Regions from separate parts of the Homo sapiens genome. Here region 2 is linked to region 1. The links are chromatin loops, found by intact Hi-C in ENCODE. Cell type or tissue: CD4-positive, alpha-beta T cell. All regions are shown on one strand. Each heading gives the region's core, and the rest is flanking DNA. Links, peaks and the distances in the headings are about the cores only.

Region 1 (2,912 bases), core at 100-2,599:
GGGGATTGTTTTAATGGTCTTGCTGGTGAAGAAGTGATGACTTGCATTGCTGGTGATGGTGATGGTATACAATTGCACGGCTTTCAAGAAAGCAGCTTGGGAACAGGCATCAGAGGCCTTAAAATATCACATAATTTGCTTGCATCTAACTGGGTCAATTTATGCCAAAGGTATTTTTATTTATAATAGCAAAAAAAAAGAGACATAATGTGCAATAAGTTTAGTCTCTCCACTGGGGAAAATGTAGTTCCCACAGATCATCCTTACAGAGTTTATAATAAGACGAGGAAATGCTCATGTTATTATAAAGAGACAGAGTTTCACTCTTTTGCCCAGGCTGGAGTGAAGTGGCACGATCTAGGCTCACTGCAACCTCCGCCCCCCACCAGGTTCAAGTGATTCTCCTGCCTCAGCCTCCCAAGTACCTGGGATTATAGGCCCCCACCACCATGCCTGTCTAATTTTTGTATTTTTAGTAGAGAGGGGTTTTGCCATGTTGCCCAGGCTGGTCTCGAACTCCTGACCTCAAGTGATCCACCCGCCTCGGCCTCCCAAAGTGCTGGATTACAGGGGTGAGCCACCACGCCCGGCCATAATATTATTTTTAAAAACAGAATTTTTTTGGTCAGTGCTAAAGGAGAAAATTAACTGGTTTATCCCATATGCAAAGATGAAAGAGAAAAATGTAATGATCTCAATAGATGTAGATAAAGCATTCAGGGAATTCAAAGATTATTCACACACAAAAAAATACAACAATAACAGACTGTGAAGAAAAAAGAACCCATTCATAATAACAATAGTGGTAGAAATCTACATGGTACTCAGAAATAATTTTAATAAAATATGCACCCATACATTTGTAAAGAAAATTACAAATCATTATTAAAAGAAATAAAACATTAATGCAAACATGGCAGGGTGTTAAAATTCAAGTCAGGCAGCCACCTTGGGAGGCGAAGGCAGGAGGATCACTTGAGCTCAGGAGTTTGAGACAGGCCTGGGCAACATGGCCAAAAATACAAAAAAATTAGCCAGGTGTGGCGGTGCGCACCTGTGGTCCCAGCTACTCAGAAGGCTGAGCAGGAGAATCACTTGAACCTGGAAAACAGAGGCTGCAGTGAGCCAAGATCATGCCACAGCACTCCAGCCTGGGCAACAAAGTAAGACTCCATCTCAAAAACAAAAAAAAAAAAAATCAGGCATTTGTTACAATAGTCATATATACACATAATTTTATGTATGTTCAAAATAGTTTATTATGAATTTTAAATGAAAACATATTTAATTTGCCTTAGCTGTTACATCTTCCATCACAAAGAGCTGTAACTGCCAGGGTGCAAGTGCACGTGTTTTTTCCTGTGTTTTATCATCCTCATCCTCAGCTGTTCACTGGTTACTGGCCTGGGGCTCCGAGCTGCTAGGCTTGTGGGAACCCCATGACAGGGGAGAGAGCCAGTGGCAGTTCCACCGGGAGCGGGGTCAGATTTGTCGCCAACCCAGGTCAATGCTTGTTGTGCTACAACGGCGCCACCTAATGGTTGGTGCTGGTTCTGACATGCGTCCCTGGGTCTGAAGGGACACCAGCAGCTGTGTTGGGCAGCCTGTTTCTAGCCACTCTGTGTAAAGAGAATAAAGGATTCAGGACTGGTGCGGATTACCGTTGATCAGCTCCTTTCTCAGCTGAAGCAGACCAGCGCCTTCCCCTCCAGAGAATTTCGACTGTGCTTTTCCCCTCTGCCTTCCAGAAGTTAAGGGAGTGGAGTCCTATGTTCTGGAGGGCTCCCTCCTGGCATCCTTGCCAACACTATCGCAATGTTGGAAGCTCTTTAAAAATCATGCCTCAAACCCACATTTGAAGTGAGATTTGAGGGGGAGAACTATTTCTGTAGTCGGATAGGAAAAAACCGCATGGAATGGGAACATACTTTATCCATTTCAAAGCGAGTTGGTCAGTGATGCTATATAAATGTGTTGGGGTGGTTTTTAGAAATCACGGAATGTTAGGGCTGGACAAGACCTTAGAGATATGTTACTAATTCCCCACAAGGCATTTGAATGTCGAAATGTCCAAGAATGTACGTGTGAAACTAAGAACAAAATTGACCCAATAATACTATATACTAAAATTACTAAATTTTACTAAATATACTAAAATACTAAATACTAGTATTTCTAGCATTACACACACGTGTTCCCACACCATGCGATGAGGCGTACCTTTCTCCTTCCACGTCGCTTATCAGTTCTCCACATCTGCACAACAACAGACCACTAACGAAGCTGACTGCTTACTTGTATTGACAGGGAAATCATCAACAGCCTGAGTACTTTGTGCTTCAAAATTACTGAAAAGCAGGCCAGGCACAGTGGCTCCAACCTGTTATCCCAGCACTTTGGGAGGCCGAGGTGGGAGGATCACCTGAGGTCAGGAGTTCGAGACCAGCCTGGGCAACATGGCGAAACCTCTTCTCTACTAAAAATACAAAGATTAGCCAGGCGTGGTGGCACATGCTTGTAATCCCAGATACTCGGGAGGCTGAGGCAGGAGAATCACTTGAACCTGGAAGACAGAGGTTGCAGTGAGCCAAGATGACGCCACTGCACTCCAGCCTGGGCGACAGAGTGAGACTCTGTCTCAAAATAAAATAAAACAAGATAAATAATAAAATAATAAACATTAGAATAAATTACTGAAAATCTGTATCTTCATGGAGCAACAGTTGTGTCGCAGAGGCTGCAGAGCATCCCCTAGTCACTTCCTTCAATTAGTTTTATGATGTACTTGGATAACAATGTCATGATAATTGCCAGCATTTTGTGCAGTAATTCTGTCAAGCACTGCACTTGGGGCTGTATTTACAGTAGCTCGTTTAGTCTTCTTGATGATCCAATATGCCAGATATTCTTTG
Region 2 (2,912 bases), core at 287-2,786, 870 kb before region 1:
CTCCAGAGCTGTGAGGAAATGTTTGCTGTGTAAGTTACCCAGTCTATGGCATTTTGTTATGTATGGCAGCCCGAGCAGGCTAAGACAGACCTGTGAAAACATCAGGCAGATCGTGCCGCTCCTCTGCTCAAAACCTCCAATGGCCCCGTTTCTTTCAGAGTCAAAGGCAAATCCTTTGCGGTGGCCCAGCAGGTTCTGTGTAACCATCTCTTGTGACCTCCTAGCCTCCCCAGCCATCGCTACTCTTCAGCCACTCTGATTCAGCCACACAGGCTTTCTCCTTGGTCCGCAAGTTTAACGGACCGCTCTCACCTCGGGCCTCTGCAGGCTTCCTTCTGCCTGGAAGTCTCTTCTTCAGAAAGACCCTGTGGTTTTCTCATGCCCTTCTACAGGTCTTTGCTCAAAGGACACTTTTCAGAGTCCTGGCCTGATTCCGTCATCTGAAACTGCCTCTCCCTCAGCCTTTCCCTGGGCTACCACTCTCGAGTCCCACACCTGTGCCAGTTTCCACCTGGCGTTCATTCTCACCTTCTAACACACTGTGTCATCTTTAGGTTTATTGCTTAGTACCTTTCTCCCTTGCTACAATTTAACATCCGGGAACGCACAGGTTTGCTCCCTGGTGAACCTGAACCCTCTCCACTTGACACGTGGTATTTGCTGAATGAATGACTATTCCAGAATGACTAGCCCTTGGATCCTAAATGCAAACGCTGAAGAGGCTCTATTTTAACCCTCTTCTTTCCTAGGTTAGGAGACGGAGACCCAGAGGGGTGACACGAGGGGCTGAGGTCCATACGCGGATGGCTAGTGACAAGGTAAATAGACAAAGAGGCGGCTCCTCTCTGCGTATCCAAGGCTTAACTTTGACTTAACTTTGACCCACAGATTATTACCTTAAACCTGCTGGAGTGACCAGTTCTCAGGACTGGAAGTTGTGGAAATGACTATCAAGGGTGGTTTTGTGAACGTGTAGCTCATCACCGAAATCCACACGGAGTTTCCCTACTTTTAATGTCGGGTCACCTTCACATGTGCAGGTGCTAAATGTATCCATCCTCACATTGGGCACTACCAGGAACAGAAACATCTAATTTATTGTCTGTGGAAAATACAAAAATTGTTTCATAAAAAAAGAGAAAAACCTACAATTTTGGATTTCTTATGGATTTCCAAGTCAAAAAACAGTGGCTTAGAAAGAAATCAGGGCCCAGAGCCGGTTTCAGGTTTCGGCCTCCGTCTTGCCGAGCGAGCCGCTGCTGCAGTGCGTGGCCGCCAGAGGGCACTGCTTCGCCAGGCTGGAGGCCGAGCCAGCTCGCCGGGAGGCGCTGGTGGGAGGCGCGGGAGCCCCCGGGAGGAGCGCGTCCACGCCGCGCGGTGCGGAGCCGAGCCGCAGCCCCGAAACCGAGTGCGGCGGCAGCAGGGCCGGCAGGACCGCCACGACTCACCAAGTGAGCAGCGAGACCTGGAGTCCTGTAACCAAAACACCTATTAAAACTCCCAGGAGAGCGATGATGGGTGACCGATGGAACTCCTGGCTGCTTTCATGACCGGAGCTGGGCGGCCGCCTCGGTGTCCTGCACCTGCTGGGGTGCAGCGTCCACGTGTCTGTGTGTGCGCAGGCGCCCTCTTGCCTACTGCGGGAGCAAGCTGGGGGAAGCCGGATTAGGTCACTCCAAGGCCCTAAACTTTAGATGTCAAGCAATGGTGAGGGAACACCAGCCGCATTTTTTGTCTGAACATTTATTTGCTCATGGCCCAGAATAGCCTAGCAGTATAAGAGCAGCTGCCATCACTCAGTCCTGATGTGTAGTGAACGTACACACTCCTGAGAGCAGTTACCCTTCACAGGATGCCTGTGCACCGAACACCGAGATCCCCACTTTATAGCTGAAGGAACTGCAGCCACGAAGGTCGCAGGGAGAAGAGATGAGATTTGACCTTGTGTTATTTTATTCTGATGCCCTTTGGCTTAACAACTACTGAATAACTCCCTGGTTCTCAGCAGAACCCGTGAGAGATGTATAATTCGAGATTTTTTGCACGGAATTGGCTTAATTGCGAGGTGTGACGAGGCAAGTCTGAAATCCATAGGGCAGGCTGATCATCAGGAAGGACAGGCTGGAACTCACAGACACCAGCTGATGCTGCTGTCCACCATGACATTTCTTCTTCATCAAGGACGCCTCAGCTTTGCTTCTAAGGCCTTCTGATGCATTGAATCAGGCCCATCTGGATTGTCTAGGACAGGGGTCCCCAGCCCCTGGGCCACAGACTGGTACCAGTCCATGGCCTGTTAGGATCTGATTGCCTGTGAGATCAGTGGCATTGGATTCTCACAGGATCGCAAACCCTACTGTGAACTACACATGCAAGGGATCTAGGCTTCAGGCTCCTTATGAGAATCTAATGCCTGATGATCTGTCCTTGCCTCCCATCACCCCCAGAAGGGACCATCTAGTTGCAGGAAGACAAGCTCAGGGCTCCCACTGATTCTACATTATGGTGAGTATGTAATAATAATAGAAAGAAAGATGCACAATAAATGAAACATGCTTGAATCATCCTGAAACCATCCCCTCGCACCCCACCCCATCTACGGAAAAATTTTCTTGCATGGAACTGGTGACCAGTGCCAAAACGGTTGGGGACTGCTGGTCTAGGATACTCTCCCTTACTTAAAGTCAACTGATTTGGGGTTTTAATTTCATCTACAAAATACCTTCATAGAAACACCTAAGTTTGTGTTTCATTGAATAACTGGGGAGAGTAGAACACCATTATACCTGGGAAGCTTTGCAAAGGAGGCTGCCCGGGGCCTACTGCAGACCAATTGAATCTGAACTTCAGGGAATGAAGTCTGGACATTCATGAGTTTTTGCAAGTTCCACAAGTTATTCTGATGCATAGTA

Evidence for each region. Hi-C counts contacts between places; a loop is a spot of excess contacts. Peaks named below come from ENCODE experiments on the same cell type or tissue, not always from the same donor. Only the 100,000 strongest peaks of a DNase experiment are listed, where the experiment ranks them.
Region 2: it touches region 1 in a loop (10-fold over the local background); 8 of 110 quality-filtered maps call a loop at or near these places.

The regions. Positions count from the first base shown.
Region 1 is chr6:149,430,643-149,433,554 of GRCh38, forward strand. No RefSeq gene overlaps it. Among named protein-coding and RNA genes, the nearest start is that of SUMO4, 32 kb to the left of the region's middle. RefSeq lists a silencer at 1,333-1,619. In CD4-positive, alpha-beta T cell, for the core only: CTCF peaks have their summits at 1,527 (motif pointing left) and 1,726; a DNase peak (open chromatin) is centred at 1,519; H3K4me3 peaks cover 261 bases.
Region 2 is chr6:148,558,664-148,561,575 of GRCh38, forward strand. No RefSeq gene overlaps it. Among named protein-coding and RNA genes, the nearest start is that of UST, 190 kb to the right of the region's middle. RefSeq lists a silencer at 1,184-1,363. In CD4-positive, alpha-beta T cell, for the core only: a CTCF peak has its summit at 1,258 (motif pointing right); a DNase peak (open chromatin) is centred at 1,298; H3K4me3 peaks cover 291 bases.